Linked DNA regions of Homo sapiens: region 2 is linked to region 1. A link is an interaction called in ENCODE POLR2A ChIA-PET data of the cell type or tissue named here. Cell type or tissue: PC-9. All regions are shown on one strand. Links, peaks and the distances in the headings refer to the core of each region. The heading gives the core; the rest is flanking DNA. Region 1 overlaps RAB7A (RAB7A, member RAS oncogene family). Region 2 has its middle 17 kb from the start of RPN1.

Evidence for each region. Peaks named below come from ENCODE experiments on the same cell type or tissue, not always from the same donor. Only the 100,000 strongest peaks of a DNase experiment are listed, where the experiment ranks them.
Region 2: POLR2A ChIA-PET joins it to region 1 with 5 read pairs; 10 of 35 experiments call an interaction of 5 or more read pairs at or near these places.

The regions. Positions count from the first base shown.
Region 1 is chr3:128,801,116-128,812,211 of GRCh38, forward strand. RAB7A (RAB7A, member RAS oncogene family) reads left to right here. Exons shown (of 6, transcript NM_004637.6): 4 at 5,257-5,475; 5 at 6,428-6,556. Among named protein-coding and RNA genes, the nearest start is that of MIR12124, 40 kb to the right of the region's middle. RefSeq lists an enhancer at 3,289-3,408 and a silencer at 5,657-5,706. In PC-9, for the core only: no CTCF peak of the experiment used is centred there; a DNase peak (open chromatin) is centred at 4,876; H3K27ac peaks cover 2,791 bases.
Region 2 is chr3:128,662,588-128,673,683 of GRCh38, forward strand. No RefSeq gene overlaps it. Among named protein-coding and RNA genes, the nearest start is that of RPN1, 17 kb to the left of the region's middle. RefSeq lists an enhancer at 2,710-3,640. In PC-9, for the core only: no CTCF peak of the experiment used is centred there; no DNase peak of the experiment used is centred there.

The sequences.
Region 1 (11,096 bases), core at 3,002-7,001:
TAAGGAGGATACAGAGTTTCAGTTATATGAGATGAATAAATCCTAGAGATGTGTACAGCATAGTGCCTGTAGTTAACAATACTGTATTGTACACTTAAAAATTTGCATGCTGGATGCGGTGGCTCATGCCTGTAATCCTAGTGCTTTGGGAGGCCAAGAGAGGAGTTTGAGACTAGCCTGGGCAAAATAGCACATTTCATCTCTACAAAAAAATTTTTTGAAAGAATTTACTAAGAGGATCTTATTTTAAGTGTTCTTATCACAAAAAGTAATAATAAGAGGATGGGGGGAACCTTTTGATGAGTAGGTTTGTGGCCTACATTGTAGTGATGGTTTGTGTGCAGCCTTTGTATGTCAGCCATACCTCACTAAAGGGGCTTTGGTTAAAGATAAGATAATCGTTTATCTGCAGGGAAGAAACGAAACAGTTAACATTGATAGGGGGAGAAAATGAAGCACAATCAATGAAATTTGGAAATTCAGAGAATGCTGCTAAATCATAGCAGATTGGCCACACCAGAAAAGGGCTGGAAGAATGAAAGAAAAATGGCAGGAAATATGAAAGAAATAAGTGAAAGTGAGAAGGTTGGACCTACTTTTAATCAGTCTCAGAAGGTGTAAAGAGAGAATAATAGATCAAAGATGATATTTGCTGAGAATTTTCGAGAATTGGTGTGGCACCAATCCACTGACTCAAGAAGCCCAAATTCCAGGAAGGATAAATAAAAAGAATTCTGTGTAAGTCATAATGAAATTAAAAAAAAAAGACTTAAAAATAGACTGAGGAAAACCTGACAAGCACAGCACTGAGGCTGCCAGGTGACTCTTGGCAGTAGCAGCAGAGCCCAGCAGGCAGTGGGGTATGTTGAGAAAGAGATGGGCAGCACAGTGTTCTGTCTCTGCTGAAATAACCCTCCTGAATGAAAGAGTACATCTTTAAGGGCTAGTGGCAGAAGTTCTAAAGGATAACTCCAGGCAGAAAGTGATTTCATGAAGATAGGTCTGAAGGAAGAACACTTCAATAGTATACTTGTATCTATTTTTGGAATCGTGAGTATGTAACTTCCAAAGTAATATGAGGAAACAAAGATCAGAACTGTGTAATCTAATGTGTAGGGAAAGATTAGTGACTGCTGTGTTTCTTGTTTTTTAAAGTTCTCTATACTGTTCAGAAAGAATCTGAAATTGATTAGTATCTTAGATGGAATCAAATAGGCATGACAAATTTCCAGGGAACAGTTTATTGTGAGTTTGTGGTAGTTTAAACAGTGATATTAGTATAGTAATACACAGAGCACAGGAACAGAGGGCACAGGGTGCACCTCTCTGGTAATACATGGAGAGAAGGGTGTTGTAGGGTACATATTTTATTTTATTTTATTTATGTATGTATGTATTTATTTATTTATTTTTGAGATGGAGTCTCACTCTGTCGCCCAGGCTGGAGTGCAGTGGCGTGATCTTGGCTCACTGCAACCTCCGCCTCCTGGGTTCAAGCAATTCTGCCTCAGCCTCCCGAGTAGCTGGGACTACAGGTGTGTGCCACCACGCCCAGCTAATTTTTTGTATTCTTAGTAGAGATGGGGTTTCACCATGTTAGCCAGGATGGTCTTGATCTCTTGACCTCATGATCTGGCCGCCTCAGCCTCCCACGGCGCTGGGATTACAGGCGTGAGCTACCACACCCAGCCTATTTTTTATTTTTTTTGAGACAGGAGTCTCACTGTCGCCCAGGCTGGAGTGCAGTGGCCTGATCTCAGCTCACTGCAACCTCTGCCTCCCCGATTCAGGCAATTCTCCTGCCTCGGCCTCCCAAGTAGCTGGGATTACAGGCGCCTGCCACCACGCTTGGCTAATTTTTTGTATTTATTTTTAGTAGAAACGGGGTTTCACCATGTTGGCCAGGCTGGTCTCGAACTGCCGACCTCAGGTGATCCACCTACCTTGGCCTCCCAAAGTCCTGGGATTACAGGCATGAGCCACTGCGCTCAGCCAGTAGGGTAAATAAGTGGGACCAGGACAGGGCTTTACATTCTAGCTTGGGGGAACCAGAGGATTCAAGACCTGAAGGTGGAAAAAATACAAAGTGAAAACTTAAAAAATGAAAATAGTGAATACTTTTCACCTTTGGCATTTGAAAATACAGAAAGTACAAATCATAAAATGTTGAAGATTGATTAATAGATTACATTAAACATGTAAATAACAAGATTCCCAGACTAACAAGAACAAACCACACAAGCAGGTGACAAAGATGATAATGCCTAATAGTATCCAAGCAGTAGGTAACCTGGTGGATGCTAGAATATAGGGAGTGGAACAGCCTCTGGTTGATGGTAGGAGTGTAGTAATGAGTACAACCTTTTCAGTAGAAACTGCCACTCTGCTCCCCAGTGTTGAACATAGACATATGCAGCAATCCAGAGTTCTGAGTCTGAGTGTATGGCCTAGAGAAACTTATCTCTGGACATTATGAGAGAGTTGTAATGAGAGTTATCATTGCAGCCTTGCATGGGGAGTGAAAAACTGCAAATAACTCAAATGATCTGGGGAACTAAGTGAGTCTATTAAAGCAGTGGAATATTATATAACTGTTAACTTTTGGGAATGAAAAAAGACAAGTTGCAAAAAGCTGTACAGGATGATAATGTTTATGTAAGGCATCTCTTCAGGAGCATTTACTTGTGGTGAAGAAGGAAGAAAATGCAATGAGGGAAGGGTTAACTCTTGGAAAAAACGGATAAAAATAACAGTGTTAATTTTTGTCACATCAGAATATTGGGTAGACAGTTATAAGGGTATAATTTTAAATGGAGAAAACAAAACATTTTGAAACAAGCAGGCTGGCTGGTTTCCTGTTTTGATGTGGTCTAGAGAAAAAGAATAAAAGCCCCTTACTCAAGCTGTAGCTTACCTAACTTCCAAACAATCAGCAACAAAAAACCCCGAGAAACTGTTATCACAAGTTCCTGCTTCATGGGGCTAGGGACCTCCCTGGGCCCCCCCCCGCCCCCAGCATGTGCAGTTAGACTTCAACTTCAACTTATAGTTACCTTTTCCTCATTTTAATGCCAAAAGTCACACCCAGGATGGAGATTTAACCTGCTAGTGCTACACGCAATTTCTGAAGAAGCATGTTTAGCCACTGTGCATGCACTAGAAAAACCCCTCCTATATACATATCCTGACATCACCCCTCCCCACAGGAAAGCCCTTTAAAGTTAACTCCCACACTGCTTTCAGAGAACAGCTGCCCCTTTCCTTTTGCAGTGCTAGCTCACTATGCATAAGCTAATACACTTTCACTTTCTCTTTGCTATTGTGTCTGGTGATCTCTCTTGATTTCTATCATGGAAGATTCCAAGAACCCAGGTCGCTGTTAACAATTTCAATTAAAATATTAAAAAATTTAAAAATCACAGTCAGCCATAGGACTGTACTTGTTGATGTTTTGATAAATATGGCCTTTACTTTTGTAAATTCAAAGTTAAATTAATTTTGGTAACTTTCTAGGAACCCGTCAACTTGTTGACTTCTTTTTGATGTATTACTTTGCCTTCTCTGTGTATCTGAGTTCCAGATGATGAATTGGTTCCACCTAACAGTAACAGAGTTCTTATGTAATTTTGCTTGTAGGAGTCTATCTGAAAAAAGCCATTTGACATACAGAGAAAGCTCTCTATGCTAATGTTCATTGCTGAGTTGTTTATAATGATAGGAAATTGTCAGCAATATTTTCTTAAAAATAGGAATCGATGGTTCACTAAATCTGTTGGGCAGCAGTAAAGTCCAGTGAACCTGCTCTCCCATGTCACCCCATCTGCTGTTGCCAGAGTGCCCTAGTGCGTGACGGGGTAGAGGGGAGGAACTTGGGAGAATGTGGAGAGTATCACATGTGCAGTCTAGGAGTGCAGTCTAGGATTTCAGCTACAGAAAACCTCCGCGCATATGACTAGAACAAGACATGAACTCCTTCCTGTGTGGGAGGATGCCAAGTGTTCTTTTGTTTGTTTGTTTGTTTGTTTGTTTGAGAATGGGGTCACTTCTCCACTGACAGAGATGCATACATATTCCATGTAGAACATTGGAGAACCAGGAGAGCACAGGGATGAGTACCACCAGCAGTCCCGATCCTGTTTAGTCTACATGTGTGGACTTTGTTTATTGTATCTGGGCAAGGGAGCATTTAGTGCCCTAGCCTGCCGAGAGGCAGTGGAGTCATTAGAAATAAATTTGTCTTTTTTGCCCTTCATCCTTATATCTGAGTTGTTATCATGTTCGTCCGGCTCTGTTTGAGTGCCTGTTACGGATCTAGGGCAGTAAGTATACCCAGCCTTGCTCTTAAATCTAGCATGGCAGTGAATGAGGTGACCAGCTTAGAGCTGGGCGGTAGTACCTGGTTTAATCTTTACTCTGGTGTGTGTTCTCATTGTCTTTCTCTTGATCTCTTTTTGTCAAGAGTTTTTCATTTGTTTTGTTTTTTGAGGTATAATACAAATGAAATATAACATGCTAATCTTTTTTGTTGTTTAGGCAAACTTTTCTCTTTTTTTTGAGACAGAGTTTCGCTCTTATCACCCAGGCTGGAGGGCAATGGCACGATCTTGGCTCACCGCAACCTGCGCCTCCCAGGTTCAAGCAATTCTCCTGCCTCAGCCTCCCAAGTAGCTAGGATTACAGGCATGCACCACCATGCCTGGCTAATTTTGTATTTATAGTAGAGACAGGGTTTCTCCATGTTGGTCAGGCTGGTCTCAAACTCCTGACCTCCGGTGATCCACTGTGCCTGGCTAGGCAAACTTTTCATACAGTAAAATGCATAGATTGAACTATATCACTCGTGAGTCATCACCTCACTTCCCTATTGAACTGTATCATTCGTGAGTCATCACCTCACTTCCCTATATTTCCATTGCTCTCAGAAAGTTCCCAGAGTACCTAAGTTTTATTTATAGTTCAAATTTTACACACTTACCTACATGTGACCACTACTTGGATCAAGATATAAGAAATTTCTAGCACCCTGGAGATTGGACTCAATGTCACTCGCTTATAGACAGACACATACTTAATCACAATATTTGTGAGGATTGTTTCAGATACTCTGGTGCTGAAATTTGCTTCCTGAAGTCTGGTGTCATTTGTCTTTGTGGGTGGCCCCACAATCTAGCCTATTTCTTCTGGCACCCCTTGCATACATGCTCCTGGTGCTCTGCCTAGCATTCTCCCAAGGAATGAATGTTTTGTCTCTCACAGATATGGGACACAGCAGGACAGGAACGGTTCCAGTCTCTCGGTGTGGCCTTCTACAGAGGTGCAGACTGCTGCGTTCTGGTATTTGATGTGACTGCCCCCAACACATTCAAAACCCTAGATAGCTGGAGAGATGAGTTTCTCATCCAGGCCAGTCCCCGAGATCCTGAAAACTTCCCATTTGTTGTGTTGGGAAACAAGATTGACCTCGAAAACAGACAAGTAAGTACCAACGATGATAGATATTGTCACAGACACCTGCTCCCCAGGGGCCTTGTGAATTTGGAGGGTTCTCTGCTAAGCTCACATGGCTCTAGGAGGTGCTGGTGGGAGTCTTCATTACCATATGCCAGCCCTTCAGGCCAACTGCCTTTAAGGACCGGGACCCAGGTGACCTGGGTTAAGTCCCCATCCTGCCCCCAGCTGGCTGTGACTTTGGGCCATTGTCTTGGCTGTCTCAGCTTCACTTCCCTTTCTGCACTTTGAAGGAGGGAATTCGGTTTTGTCATTCTCAGTAGTGCCCTCCCAGTACCTCCAGGCCATGCCTGGATCTCCATGTGTGCAGAATATTGCTTTGGGCTTTGAGTAAAATTGCTGTACTGTAGTTTCAAATACCATTTCTGTTGGAAACATAGACTCTTTGATTAATTACAACTAGGTTTATTTCTGACCACAGATCTTTTCTTAAGTGACTTAGTCCTTATCTCTTGGCTGAAAATGGGCTAGGGGTTGGGGAAGGAATGAGAATGTGTGAGTGGCATAGGTGACATCACACTAGCAGTAATGGTGAAGGGACTATAAACCTTAAGACCAAGCTGCTGGGCATTTCCTGTCCTGGGATCTCTGAGGTCCCAGTAAACACTCTTCATTTCTTCCCGGACTGGCTTCTTACTCCATTCACAAATGGCTTTTAAGTATAACTGAGGGTCAGAAGGTATGAGCTGTAGACCGAGACAGGCTTTGAGCTCTCTAGCTGAATCCTAGCTATCCTGAGCATAGCTAGCAGGACAAGTTTGGACGGGTCTGCAGGTCTCCTCCAACACCCTCTTTCCCCATGTCTGTGTCCTCACCTGTACTACCTGTAGACGAGGGGCCATGACACTTCCTGGGGAGGATGGAGTCAGTGCTGGCTGCTTCTGTCATGAGCCTATGTGCACCCTGCTTCTTCTTTCAGGTGGCCACAAAGCGGGCACAGGCCTGGTGCTACAGCAAAAACAACATTCCCTACTTTGAGACCAGTGCCAAGGAGGCCATCAACGTGGAGCAGGCGTTCCAGACGATTGCACGGAATGCACTTAAGCAGGTGGGTCTCCCACAGCTGACCAGCCCACTCTGGTGATGCCTGACCACTGACCCAGTCCCTGCCTGGCCTCCTGCCCTTAATCTTCTTCCCTAACCCACTCTTTTCTGTATAGCCAGAATACCCTATGTGTTCATCTGGGAAGGTTATGACATGTTCTGCTTAAGCTTCCAGAAATCCCACTTTGGGGGGAATAATATAAAAGATGCAGAGGCTGTGAAGTCTGAGGCTGCCCTTCTTTTACTAGGCTTGTTCTTATTTTCTTTGCTGTGATTAGGAGATCAGGTCACTGGGAGACCCCGAACAGATTGCTGCTTCTATTTAAGGAGGAAATAAACTTGAATATGAATCCCAGCTCTGCTGCGTACCAATCGTTATATCTAGTTTGGGCTTAAAAAAAAATTATGGCCGGGCACTGTGGCTCATGCCTGTAATCCTAGCACTTTGGGAGGCCAAGGCGGGCTGATCACTTGAGGTCAGGAGTTCGAGACCAGCCTGGCCAACATGGTGAAACCCCCTCTCCACTAAAAAATACAAAAAAATTAGCCAGACCTGGTGGTGGTCGCCAGTAATCCCAGCTACTCGGGAGGCTGAGGCAGGAGAATTGCTTGAACCCAGGCGGCAGAGGTTGCAGTGAGCCAAGATCGTGCCACTGTACTCCATCCTGGGTGACAGAGTGGGACTCTGTCTAAAAAAAATTAAAAATTAAAATAAAAAAAATTATATCTGAACTTCTACCCCCTCACCTGAAAAATGGGAATACCTGCTTTTGCAGGGTGATTATGAAGATTAAATGAGACAGACTCTTCCAGCTCTCACATACTGACTGGTAACTTTTTTCCTTAGGAACAGTTAAGTAAACAACACAAAGAAGGAAGAAGATGTAGGAAAACTATTCAAGGAATATAATACCTAGAATTTCTTATTTACTGTTTCTGTGATTAGATACAACCACTCATGCGAGTTGAAAGTCTGTTTTGATGTACAGCTCTGTTAGGGGCAGTGGTGATTAAGGCAGGTCACGAGGCCTCATCAGACAGTGTCTGGGGGTGGTCAGAGGTGTGGCAGGTTTGGGAGGATGCATAGAACACTTGAAGCACATGGTGGCTGTGAAGGGCAAGGCAGATTCTGCTGACTCCAGGAAGCCGGCTGAATGAAGGTAATGGCTTTCAGCAGGACAAAGAGTTGTTTGTAATGGTTGCTCCAAGGACCAGGGAAATTCTGGCATGGGTGGGGTCTGCACTAAGTGTTCCAGAATGAAAGGGACAGATCTACTCAATGAGGAAATTGTTCCACCCAGAATGCCAGGAGAGCCCTCAAGTGGTAAGGAGCAGACCAAGATGCAGACTTGGCCACGCTTACCCCCAAATAATAATGTTTGTGTTTTTCTTAATGTTCATATAAGGGAATGGAAATCCAAATATGTGTAGGAAAGTGTTTCCCACCTGTTCCCTGTTGCCTGGCATCACTGTCTGAGTTTTTCTCTTCCATCACTACTGTCCCTGTTGTCTTTATGCTTTTATTTTTAGAGCTAGCCCTTAAGAAGTTAGATTGTTAAATCGGAGGGTGTATCTTATTGTAAGTCAGGGTGCCAGGTTGCTTTCCCCAAGGGGAATAACATTTCAGCAATGTGGGCTTGCTTTCTTCTACCTCCTTGCCAGCAAGCAATAGGTGTCACCTGTCACTGCTGACATTGCCGATCTTTGGGTGTGTAAATTGCCACCATCGTGACTACTGGTCCCTCTGAGTTCCCCTCCCTGGGGCTTAGCCATTTGGATTTTCTCTGCTGCACACAGCCGGCACACAGCACATGGTTGGGCCTCTCTCAGTTCTCATGAGCTGTTGGTGAATTGAAGTTAACTCTACTTGCATCTTAAGTGACTTTTCCAACTCTGTGGTCTTTTTAAGTCCTTTGAACATAGGGAAAAAGTAATTTTTTATTTGGTTATGTCATTTTAAGTTTCTATGTTTCCTGTGTCTACCTCAGATTTTTCTGTAATTCAGCTGGAATTTGTTTTGGCTTATGGCAGAAAAGAGAGACTTGCCTTTCCTCTCAAGAGAGCTCAGCCAGTTGTTTGAAATCATTCAGCTATGTTACACAAGCCGTTTCCCTCCCTGAATAGACCGTGGCCTGTGCTAAATGCTCGTATGTGCTGGGATCTGTTTCTGGTCTCTCCAGTCTGTTCTGGTGATGTCCATGCCATGTTCCCTTATCTGGACTGTGTTGATTTGACTGCCTGATGAGGCAAGTTTCCTCTTGCCACAGTCTTTTTTTTTTTTTTTTTTTTTTTTTTTTTTGAGACGGAGTCTTGCTCTGTTCCCCAGGCTGGAATGCAATGGCGTGATCTCGGCTCACTGCAACCTCCGCCTCCCAGGTTCAAGCGGTTCTCCTGCCTCAGCCTCCTGAGTAGCTGGGATTACAGGCATCCGCCACCATGCCCAGCTAATTTTGGTAATTTTTTAGTAAAGATAGGGTTTCACCATGTTGGCCAGGCTGGTCTGGAACTCACATTGTGAACCGCCCGCCTCAGCCTCCCAAAGTGCTGGGGTTACAGGCATGAGCCACCGCACCCGGCCTGCCACATTTCTTTTTTAATAATTTTGTTTCCACCATTTTCCTCTCTTACCTTCCACACCCCAAATAAAACTCTGTTGAGATTTTGATTGGAATTTTTTTCTTCAAGCCCACTGTTTTTTCCTCATTGATTGCAGTTTTGTTGTGGCTGTTGCATTAGTCTGCTCAGGCTGCGTTAACAAAACCCCACAGCCTGGGAGGGTCCAACAACAGACATTTTGTTTTCTCACAGTTCTGGAGGCTGGAAGTCCATGAGCAAGGTGCTGGCACATGTTTCTGGTGAGGGTGCTTTTCTGGGCTATCTTCTCACTGTGTCCCTCCCATGCCCTTTCTGCTGTGTGCACAGAGAGAGGACACATGAGCAAGGTGTCTCTGGTGTCACCTCTTCTTATAAGGACACGAATTCTCAGATCAGGTCCCCATCCTGCAACCTCATTTAACCTTCATTCCTTCCTTACTCCAAATACAGCCACCTGAAGGGTTAGTGCTTCAACACAGGAATTTTGGAGGAACACAAACATTCTGCCCAGCCGAGTGCGGTGGCTCATGCCTGTAATCCCAGCACTTCGGGAGGCTGAGGCGGGTGGATCACCTTAGGTCAGGAGTTCAAGACCAGCCTGGCCAACATTGTGAAACCCCATCTCTACTAAAAATACAAAAAATTAGCTGGCGTGGTGGTGGGCACCTGTAATCCCAGCTACTTAGGATGCTGAGGCAGGAGAATTGCTTGAACCTGGGAGGTGGAGGTTGCAGTGAGCCGAGATTGCACCATTGCACTCCAGCCTGGGCAACAAGAGCGAAACTCCATCTCAAAAAAAAAAACAAAACATTCCACCCATGATACTATTTTAGGTCTTGTTTCTGTTCCTTCAGTAAGATTGATTGATTCTTTTTTTTTTTAGAGACAGGGTCTTGCTCTGTCAGTCAGGCTGATACGCAGTGGTGCAATCATCACTCGCTATAACCTCCAACTTCTGGGCTCCAGCAGTCTTCCCACCATAGCCTCCTAAGTAGGTAGGACTACAGGCACACCCATGCTATAATTGATTTATAATATGATCCTTTGCCTTTCACAGTAAACATATTCCTAGGTACTGGTGGGAATATAAAATGTCACTATTTGTAATAGCCAAAAAGTAAGAACAACTCAAATGTCCATCAACTGGTAAGTGAATAAACAGGGCAGCTTATCCATGCATTCTAATATTATTCAGCTATAAGAAGGAATGAAGTAGTGACACATGCTGCCACATGGGTGCTAAGTGAAGGAAGCCAGTTGCAAAAAGACCATATGTTGTACGATTCCATTTCAGTGAAATGTCCAGCCCGGATGCAGTGGCTCATGCCTAAAATCACAGCACTTTGGGAGGCTGAGGCCGGAGGATCACTTGAAACCAGGAGTTTGAGACCATCTTGGGCAACATAGCAAGGCCTCATCTCTACTAAAAATTAAAAATTAGCTAGGTGTGGTGGCATGAGCTTATAGTTCCAGCTACTTGGGAGGCTGAGACTGGAGGATTGTGTGAGCCCAGGAGTTAGAGGCTGCAGTGAGCTGTGATCATGCCATTGCACTCCAGCCTGGGCGACAGAGCAAGACTCTGCCTCAAAAAAAAAAAAAGAAAGAAATCACAGTCCACTAGAAGAAATGGGGAAAATTAAAATAAATAAATAATGTTTAAAAATTAAGTGTCCAGAATAATAGGCAACTCTATTGAGACAGAAAGTAGATGAGTGGTTGCTGGGTCCAGGATGGTATAGAATGGGGGTGGGAAGGAACTACTAATGGGCATAGGGTTTTTTGGGGGGTGATGAGAGTATTTTAAACTTAATGTTGATGGCTGCCCAACTTTCTGAATATACTAAAAACCATTGAATTGTACACTTCATGGCATGTGAGTTAAAACCCAGCAAAGCTATTAGGAGTGCAATGGCACCATCTTGGCTCACTGCAACCTTGACCTCCCGGGT
Region 2 (11,096 bases), core at 4,780-8,779, 140 kb before region 1:
TGTTTCTATAGATATTAAATTAACTAAAAGTATCCCTTATGGAAAACAAAGAGATGGGCCGAATTAAAGGAATAGGTTGGGCTAGTTAACTGCAGCAGGAGCATGTCCTTAAGGCACAGATTGCTCATGCTATTGTTTGTGGTTTAGGAATGCCTTTAAGCGGTTTTCTGCCCTGGGCGGGCCAGGTGTTCCTTGCCCTCATTCCCGTAAACCCACAACCTTCCAGTGCAGGCGTTAGGGCCATTATGAACATGTCACAGTGCTGCAGAGATTTTGTTTATGGCCAGTTTTGGGGCCAGTTTATGGCCAGATTTTGGGGGGCTTGTTCCCAACAATGGTGAAACCCCGTCTCTACTAAAAATATGAAAATTAGCCGGGCCTGGTTGCGCACTCCTGTAGTCCCAGCTACCCAGGAGGCTGAGGCAGAAGAATAGCTTGAACCCGGGAGGCGGAGGGTGCAGTCAGATGAGATCCTGCCACTGCACTCCAGCCTGGGCGACAGAGTGAGACTCCGTCTCAAAATAAAAAATAAAAATAAAAAAGAAGGCTTTATCTTTGGGATGAGGAAAAGGTCAGCGTTTCTCATCCTGCCTCCAGCTACCTGTTGTTTAATCTAAGATAGTAGGCAAGTACAGCTGAGAGTAGCAGTTTCTCTTCCGCTATTCAGTCCCAACTTGCAGGACAAAGGTGCTACCTTAGGCATGGTGCACTGAGGAGACTGGAGCCCTGGTCACCCTCGTCCCAGTACTTTGCATTTCAAGAGAGGCCAGTGGAGAGGAATTTGGCTTCTCCCACACTTCCCCACCCACTGAGTGCTTAGGTCCTAGCGTCCAGGTGTCACTCAGCAAGAACTTGCCATTGTCTTTACCCTGTTCTCTGAGATTTTGCCAGGGGAGAGAAGCAGGCAGTAAAACAGGTAGCTTCTAATCTCCTCCCATTTGCAAGATCATGGGTGCTCTCAATGAAAAGCAATTAAACAATGAAGGTTAAAGTGAAAGGCAGAACTGGAGAACCGCTAGTTTATAAGAGGGAATGGTGAATAAGACAGGTGAGAAGAGGCCTCCTAGGATTAGGACAAATGCAAAACACTGAGATCAGAAACTATTCCTTCAAAGGAGCACATTTGATTGGATTACTTTGAAGAGCAATTTATGCCCTGCCCCCATCATTGTTGAAAACTCTTAAGCAATCAGCTGCTTAATTTAACTTAATTAAATTAAACTGCAGGGTGTTGTCAGGGAAAGACAGGACAACACCTCTATCAAGGCAACTGTCATCCCAAGACAGCTATGGATTTACCCATAGCTGTACCTCCTTAAGAAACAAGGAGGATTGGCCGAGCACGGTGGCTCACACCTGTAATCCCAGCACTTTGGGAGGCCAAGGTGTCACCTGAGGTCAGGAGTTCGAGACCAGCCTAGCCAACATGGCGTCTCTACCAAAAATACGAAAATTAGCTGGACATGGTGGCAGTCACCTGTAATTCCAGCTACTCAGGAGGCTGAGGCATGAGAATTGCTTGAACCCAGGAGAAAGAGATTGCAGTGAACCGAGATCACACCATTACACTACAGCCTGGGCGACAGAACAAAGACTCTGTCAAAAAAAAAAAAGAAAGAAAGAAAAAGAGAAAGAAGGAAAGAAAAAAGAAAGAAAGTGGTGGGGCACGGTGGTTCATGCCTGTAATCCCAGCACTTTGGGAGGCTGAGGTGGGAGGATCACCTGAGGTCGGGAGTTGGAGACCAGCCTGACCCATATGGAGAAACCCTATCTCTACTAAAAATACAAAATGAGCCAGGCTTGGTGGCACATGCCTATAATCCCAGCTACTTGGGAAGGCTGAGGAGGAAGAATCGCTTGAACCTGGGAGGTGGAGGTTGTGGGGAGCTGAGATCGCACCATTGCACTCCAGCCTGGGCAACTAGAGCAACACTCTGTCAAAAAAAGAAAGAAAATAAAGAAAAGGAAGAAAGAGGATTTACTCTGTGAGAGAAAAGACAGCCTTCACTAAAAGATTCCAGTAAGTCAGACCAGGTGCGGTGGCTCATGCCTGTAATCCCAGCACTTTGGGAGGCCAAGGCGGGCGGATCACGAGGTCAGGAGATGGATACCATCCTGGCTAACATGGTGAAATCCCATCTCTACTAAAAATACAAAAAAAATTAGCCAGGCGTGGTGGCGGGCGCCTGTAGTCCCAGCTACCTGGGAGGCTGAGGCAGGAGAATGGCGTGAACCCGGGAGCAGAGGTTGCAGTGAGCCGAGATCATGCCACTGCACTCCAGCCTGGGGGACAGAGTGAGACTCCGTCTCAAAAAAAAAAAAAAAAAAAAAAAAAAAATCCAGTAAGTCAGCTGGGCGCAGTGGCTCATGCCTGTGATCCCAGTACTTTGGGAGACCAAGGCGGGTGGATCACCTGAGGTCAGGAGTTCGAGACCAGCCTGGCCAACATGGTGAAACCCCGTCTCTACTAAAACTACAAAAATTAGCCAGATACAGTGGCAGGCACCTGTAATCCCAGCAACTTGGGAGTCTGAGGCAGGAGAAGGCAGGAGAAACCGGGAGATGGAGGTTGCAGTAAGCTAAGATCGTGCCACTGCACTCCAGCCTGGGGGACAGAGAGAGACTGTCTCAGAAAAAAAAAAAAAAATTCAGTAAGTCACTAAACAAATACAAAAGCAAATAATTAAACCCTAAAGGGGAGGAGGGTCAAGATCTAGAATCCCTACAGCATATTATCCAAAATGTCCCATTTCCAACAAAGTACAAGGTATACGAAGAAACAGAAATGTATTCATGATCCACCAGAAGAAAACAAAAAAGGAGGAAATTGCCTATGAATTTGGATTTATCAGAAAAAGACTACAAAACAGACATTATTAGCACGGTCATTGAAGGAAGCCAGAATATTTTTCCCCAAAACATAAAGGATGTTGAATTAAAGATAAGAAACATGTGGGGGAGCTCTCTGCCTTCCCTGTTTGCCTAGAGCAGGACAAAGAAAAAAGGTCTTTCTATCCTCCCCCTTCCTTTACCACTTAAAGACAGGATGTAAATTTTCCTTTATTATAAATTCTCCTTTACTTAGTGATAGTGTTGGAGGCGTTCGAACAAGAGTGACTCCGGTTTTTTGTTTGTTTGTTTTTGAGGCACACTTGTGCTCTTGTTGCCCAGGCTGGAGTGCAATGGCACAATCTCGGCTCACCACAGCCTCTGCCTCCTGGGTTAAAGCTATTCTCCTGCCTCAGCCTCCCTAGTAGCTGGGATTGCAGGCATGCACCGCCACACCCAGCTGATTTTTTATTTTTTGTAGAGGCGGGGTTTCTCCATGTTGGTCAGGCTGGTCTCAAACTCCCAACCTCAGGTGATCCGCCCACCTTGGCCTTGCAGAGTGCTGGGATTACAGGCCTGAGCCACCGCGCCCGGCCCAGAGTGACTCCATTTTTTTTTTTTTTTTTTTTTTTGAGACGGAGTCTCGCTCTGTTCTGGAGTGCAGTGGCGCGATCTCGGCTCATTGCAAGCTCCGCCTCCCGGGTTCACGCCGTTCTCCTGCCTCAGCCTCCCGAGTAGCTGGGACTACGGGCGCCCGGCACCACGCCCAGCTGATTTTTTGCATTTTTAGTAGAGACAGGGTTTCACCGTGTTAGCCAGGATGGAGTGACTCCATTTTGAGTGAGGGCTAGGAAAATGCGGCTGGAACTTGCTGGGCTGCATGCTCAGAAAATTAGGCATTACTAGCCCGGGCGGATCACAAGGTCAGGAGTTCGAGACCCAGCCTGGCCAACATGATGAAACCCCGTCTCCACTCAAATACAAAAATTAGCTGGGCGGGTGGTGGGTGCCTGTAATCCCAGCTACTCAAGAGACTGAGGCAGGAGAATTGCTTGAACCCAGAAGGCGGAGGTTGCAGTGAACTGAGATCGCGCCACTGCACTCCAGCCTGGGAGACAGAGCGATACTCCTTCTCAAAAAAAAAAAAAAAAAAAGGGGGGGGGCCAGGTGTGGTGGCTCGCGCCTGTAATCCCAGCACTTTGGGAGGCTGAGGCGGGCAGATCACAAGGTCAGGAGTTCGAGACCAGCCTGACCAACATGGTGAAACCCCATCTCTACTAAAAATACAAAAATTAGCCGGGTGTGGTGGTGTGCCCCTGTAATCCCAGTTACTCAGGAGGCTGAGGCAGGAGAATTGCTTGAACCAGGGAGGCAGAGGTTGCAGTGAGCCGTGATCACGCCATTGCACTCCAGACTGGGTGACAGAGCGAGATCCCATCTCAAAAAAAAAAAAAAAGTTTACTAAACAGACCCAGACTTGAGAGTATCCAGATATCCCAATATCTGGAGAACAAAGACATAGTTCCTAATTTTGCTTTAAAGCAAATCGATAATAGTATTGATTTTTGCAAAATATAGTAATTTAAAAAATTAATCCTTTATAACAAACCCTTGTAGCAGAGCACATCTCCCCACATATATACAAGCATTGTACCTAGGGTGGATGCATTCCTCCTCTTACTTTCGGGAATGTCCTACTCTGTCTATGGTGTAGCTGTTCTTTCACTACTTTACTTTTTTTTGAGACGAAGTTTCATTCTTCTTGCCCAGGCTGGACTGCAACGGCTGGACTTGCTCGGGTCACCGCAATCTCCGCCTCCTGGGTTCAAGTGATTCTCCGGCCTCAGCCTCCCAAGTAGCTGGGATTACAGGCATGCACCACCATGCCCAGCTAATTTTGTATTTTTACTAGAGACGGGGTTTCTCCACATTGGTCAGGCTGGTTTCGAACTCCCGACCTCAGGTGATCTGCCCACCTTGGCCTCCCAAAGTGCTGGGATTATAGGCGTGAGCCACCACACCGGGCTCACTACTTTACTTGCTTAATAAACTTGCTTTTACTTTGCACTATGGACTCGCCCTGAATTCTTTCTTTCACAAGATCCAAGAACCCTCTCTTGGGGCCTGGATGGGGACCCCTGTCCTGTAACATATTTCTGGTGACCACAAAGGGACAGCAGGCATTTTTGGGTGGAGCAGAACCTCCTTCTGTCAGCTATGAAGGTTCAGATGTGTCGGTCATTTCTCCCTCTAGTCCACCTGAAAACTCTATTGAGAACGCTTCATCCCCTCCTTCTTACCCGTCTAGTCCCACTCTGTACCCACCACTCCCTGAGGAACTTAGTCCAGCAAGTACCACTCATATTGGAGCCTCCTATCAACCTCCAGTGGGAAACCTTTATCCACTTAGAGAGGTGGCAAATGGGGAAGAAGGCACTGTGAGAGCACATGTTCCCTTTTCTATGTCTGATTTGGCTCTATGCAAAGAGAAGTTTGGTCTTTTCTCTGAAGATCCAGGACAATTCATAGATGAGTTGGAGAAATTAACTCCAACCTATAGTTTAACTTGGCAGGATCTGCATGTCTTTTTGTCTCTGTGTTGTTTAGTGGAAGAGAAACAACACATTTTGGGGACAGCTAGGACCCATGCAGACGAGGTATTGGCTCACAACCCAAACCATTATATATATCAGGCAGGAGGTATAGCAGTTCCAGATCAAGATCCAAAGTGGAACTATCAAAGGGGCAGTGAGGACTTGGGGAGGAAAGATCATATGGTCACTTGTTTGTTGAAAGGGATGAAGAAAGGTATGAAAAAGCCTGTTAACTCTGAAAAGGTTAAGGAAGTTTCTCAGGGTAAAGATGAGAATCCAGTTTTGTTTCAAGGGCGTTTCATTGAGGCTATCAGAAACTACAGTAACACTGATCCTGCCTCAAGGGAAGGACAAACCCTTTTCGGAGTACATTTTATAACCCATTCTGCCCCTGATACCCGTAGGAAACTACAAAAAGCAGCTATGGGTCCCCAAATTCCTATGGAACAGCTTTTGGATATGGCATTTTTAGTTTTTTGTTTTTTGTGGGTTTTTTTGAGATGCAGCCTTGCTCTGTTGCCCAGGCTGGAGTGCAGTGGCACGATCTCAGCTCACAGCAAGCTCTGCCTCCTGGGTTCATGCCATTCTGCTGCCTCAGCCTCCTGAGTAGCTGGGATTACAGGTGCCCGCTACCATGCCCAGCTAATTTTTTGTATTTTTACTAGAGACAGGGTTTCACCATTTTAGCCAGAATGGTCTCGATCTCCTGACCTCGTGATCTGCCCGCCTCGGCCTCCCAAAGTGCTGGGATTACAGGTGTGAGCCACCGCACCCAGCCTGGCATTTTTAGTTTTTAATAACGGACAAAGCAGAGGAAGCAGAAAGAGCAAGAAGGACCTCCCACAAGGTGTAGCTCTTGGCTGCAGCCTTAAGCTCACCTCCCACATGGGATTGCTTTCCTTGCTCTTGGACTGAACAAGGGAAGCAGAAAGGCAGGAAGCCCAAAGCTGGGTGTTCCAGTCACTGTGTCTTGGGCATGAATCAGTGTGCACACCGTAAGAAAACTGGCCATTGGAAGAGGGACTGCCCACCGCACTGGAAGGAGCTATCCGCGCCCGAACCAATGATGGCTGAAATAGCCAGGCAAGGCCAGGCGCGGTGGCTCATGCCTGTAATCCCAGCACTTTGGGAGGCCAAGGTGGGTGGATCACCTGAGGTCAAGAGTTCGAGACCAGCCTGGCCAACATGGTGAAACCACCTCTCTACTAAAAACACAAAAAGTAGCCGGGCATAGTGACACATGCCTGTAATCCTGGCTACTCGGGAGGCTGAGTCAGGAGAATCTCTTGAAACCGGGAGGCGGAGGTTGCAGTGAGCTGAGATGGTGCCACTGCACTCCAGCCTGGGCAACAGAGTGAGACTCTGAGAAAGAAAAGGAAAAGAAAAGAAAAGAAAGGAGGGAGGGAGGGAGGGAAGGAAGGAAGGAAGAAAGAAAGAAAGGAAAGAGAGAGAGAGAGAAAGAAAGAAAGAGAAAAAGAAAGAAAGAAAGGAACCACGAAATAGCCAGGCAAGTCCAGGAGTGACAGGGCCAAAACCTTCCGCCACAGCTCCCATCAGACAACTAGCCATATCTCTGGAGGAGCCTTGGGAACCCTTGACTTTGGCAGGTAAGAATATTAACTTCCTTCTGGGCTGCTTATTCTGTTTTGTCCCATTATAATGGGCCTCTGTCACCCCAAAACTGTATGATCACAGGGTAGATGGACAAGCCCATAGAGAGCATTTTACCTATCATCTAAGCTGTTCTTCAGGGACTTTGGTTTCCTCACACACCTTTCTTATCAGGCCTGGATGCTTCAGGACAGTTGCAGCAACTGCTCTTTTAGTAGATGAAACCAATAAACTGGCTTTAGGACAACATCTGGAGGTTTTAACCCCACACCAAGTACAAGGAGTCCTAGAAGCTAAAGGACACCAGTGGATGACGAGGACACTTACGGAAATATCAGGCTTTGTTGTTAGACACTCCTGATGTAACACTTAAAAGTATGCCAGACTTGGAATCCAAACTCATCTTTGGAGAAATACACAGACCTGTCTCCTGTGTCCTTAAGCTTAGCAAAATAAACTTCTAAATTGATTGAGACTTGTCTCAAATACTTTTTGGTTCATACTTTCTTTATATGTCCCCTATTTACTCATTTCTTTTACTTCATTTCATAAATAATCTTTAAATAACCTTTGAATTAGACAAAAATTATTTTATTTATTATTTATTTATTTATTTATTTTGAGATGGAGTCTTGCTCTGTTGCCCAGGCTGGAGTGCAGTGGCGCGATCTTGGCTCACTGCAACCTCCACCTCCTGGGTTCATGCCATTCTCCTGCCTCAGCCTCCTGAGTAGCTGGGACTACAGGCGCCCGCCACCACACCCGGCTAATTTTTTTTTATATTTTTAGTAGAGACGGGGTTTCACTGTGTTAGCCAGGCTGGTCTCGATCTCCTGACCTCGTGATCCGCCCGCCTTGGCCTCCCAAAGTGCTGGGATTACAGGCTTGAGCCACTGCACCTGGCTATTTTTCTTCAAATAAGAACACTTCTTTTTAGAAAAACGTTTTCCATTGAGCCTGGCGCGGTGGCTCACACCTGTAATCCCAGCACTTTGGGAGGCTGAGGCGGGCCGATCACCTGAGGTCAGGAGTTCAAGACCAGCCTGGGCAACATGGTGAATCCCCGTCTCTACTAAAAATACAAAAAATTAGCCGGGCGTGGTGGCATATGCCTGTAGTCCCAGCTACTCAGGAGGCTGAGGCAGGAGGATTGCTTGAACCCAGGAGGCAGAGGTTGTAGTGAGCTGAGATTGCGCCACTATACTCCAGCCTGGGCAACAGAGCGAAACTCCATCTCAAAAAAAAAAAAAAAGAACCTTAAAATTACATAAATGGGTTTTATTTCTATTTTTACCAATAACTCAGAACATGATGATCTCTTCTTTTTTTTTTTTTTTTTTTTTTTTTTGAGACAAAGTCTCACTCTTTCGCCAGGCTGAAGTGCAGTGGTGTGATCTCGGCTCACTGCAACCTCTGCCTCCTGGGTTGAAGGGATTCTCATGCCTCAGCCTCCCAAGTTGCTAGGATTACAGGCGGCCGCCACCACGCCCGGCTTTTTTTTTTTTTTTTTTTTTAGTAGAGACAAGGTTTCACTATGTTGGCCAGGATGGTCTCTATCTCCTGACCTCAGGCGATCCACCCGCCTCAGCCTCCCAAAGTGCTGGGATTACAGGCATGAGCCACCACCCCTGGCCAAACATGATGACCTCTGAGCTCACTGTGTATGTGCTGTGTGTATATCTCCTTCTGCCTGCCCATGTCAGAGGTGGCTGTGACTTGCGTACTCTCCCAATCATATTTCCCCTCCACCTCTTCCCTCATACTGTCATGTCATTTTACTCACGTGATATGACTGGCTTCCTCCACATCATGTGACTGTAAAGCTAACATTTGCATTTTAAAGCCTTTATTTTTTAAGAGCAGTATTAGATTCACAGTAAAATTGAACAGAAGGTACAGAGAGTTCTCATATGCCTCCTGCCCCCACGCATGCACAGCCTTCCCCACTGTCCATATCCCCAGCAGAGTGGTGCATTTGTCACAGTGGATGACCCCACCCGGGCATATCATTGATCACTGAGTCCATAGTTTGCATGAGGCTCAGTCCTGGTGTTGGACAGTCTATGGGTTTGGACAAATGTATAATGACATACATCGTCCACCATTTTAGCATTACACAGTATTTTCACTGCCCTAAAAGTCCTCTGTGTTCTGCCTATTCATCCATTCTTCCACCTCACCTCGCTTTAGCCCCCGGAAGCCACTGATCTTTTTTTTTTTTTTTTGAGATAGTCTCCCTCCTGTCCCACAGGCCGGAGTGCAGTGGTGCGATCTCGGCTCACTGCAGCCTCCACCACCTGGGTTCAAGGGATTTTCCTTCTTTAGCCTCTCGAGTAACTGGGATTACAGGTGTGTGCCACCACGCCCAGCTAATTTTTGTATTTTTACTAGAGATGGAGTTTTGCCATGTTGGCCAGGCTGGTCTCAAACTCCTGACCTCAGGTGATCCACCCACCTTGGCCTCCCAAAGTGCTAGGATTACAGGCATGAGCCACCACGCCCGGCCCACTGATATTTTACTGTCCCCATAATTTATGCCATTTCCAGAATGTCATATAGTTGGAATAATACATTATGTAGGCTTTTCAGATTGTCTTCTTTCACTTAGTAATGTGCACTTAAGTTTCCTTGGTCAGGAGTGGTGGTCCACGCTTGTAATCCCAGCACTTTGGGAGACTGAGGTGGGGAGATTTCTTGAACCCAGGAGTTCAAGACTAACCTGGGCAAGATAGTGAGGCCCAGTTTCTACCAAAAAATTTTTTTTTTTAAATTATGTGGGCATGGTGGCAAATCTGTAGTCCCAGCTACTTGGGAGGTTGAACCAGAAGGACTGCTTGTGTCCAGGAGGTTGAGGCTGCAGTGAGATGTCATGGCACCACTGCACTCCAGCTTGGGTGACAGAGCAAGACCCTGTCTAAAAAAAAAAAAAATGCTTCTATGTCTTTTGTTTTTAGCACTAAATAACATTACATTGGATTTTCCACAGGAACTTATCCATTCACCTACTGAAAGACATCTTGGTTGCTTCCAAGTTTTGGCAATTATGAATAAATGAATACACATCCATGTGCAGGTTTTTGTGTGACACAAATTTTCAACTCCTTTGGGTGAATACCAAGGAGTACAATTGTATGAATTGTATGGTAAGGGTATGTTTAGTTCAGTATGAAACTGCCAAACTGTCTTCCAAAGTGGCTGTGCCATTTTACATTCCCATCAACAATGAATGAGAGTTAATGTTGCTCCACATCCTCGTCAGCACTTGGGCCATTCTAATAGGTGTCCAGTGGTATCTCATTGTTTTAATTTGCATTCCCCTGATGATAGATGATAGGAAGGATCTTTCTTCTGCTTGATTTGCTGTCTGTAGACCTTCTTTGCTAAGGTGTCTATTAAGGTCTTTAGCCCACTTTTTTTTTTTTTTTTTTTTTGAGACAAGGTCTCGCTCTGTCACCCAGGCTGGAGTGCAGGGGCACTCATTGCAACCTCCAGCTTCCAGGCTCACAAGATCCTCCCACCTCAGCCTCCCCAGTAGCTGGGACTACAGGTGCATGCCACCACACCCAGCTACATATATATCTATATATATATATATATAGTTGTTTTTGTTGTTTGTTTGTTTGTTTTTGAGACAGAGTCTTGCTCTGTCGCCAAGGCTGGATGCAGTGGTGTGATCTAAGCTCACTGCAACCTCCGCCTCCCAGGTTCAAGCGATTCTCCTGCCTCAGCCTCCTGAGTAGCTGGGATTACAGACACATGCCACCACGTCCAGCTAATTTTTGTATTTTTAGTAGAGAGGAGGTTTCACCACGTTTGCCAAGCTAGTCTCGAACTCCTGACCTCAAGTGATCCGCCCACCTCGGCTTCCCAAAGTGCTGGGATTACAGGCGTGAGCCACTGTGCCCAGCTAATTTTTGTATTTTTTGTAGAGATGGGGTTTCACCATGTTGCCCAGGTTGGTCTCAAACTCCTAGGCTCAAGTGATCCTCCTGCCTCAGCCTCCCAAAATGCTGGGATTATAGGCATAAGCCACTGTGCCCAGCTAGCTAACTTTTGTTTTGA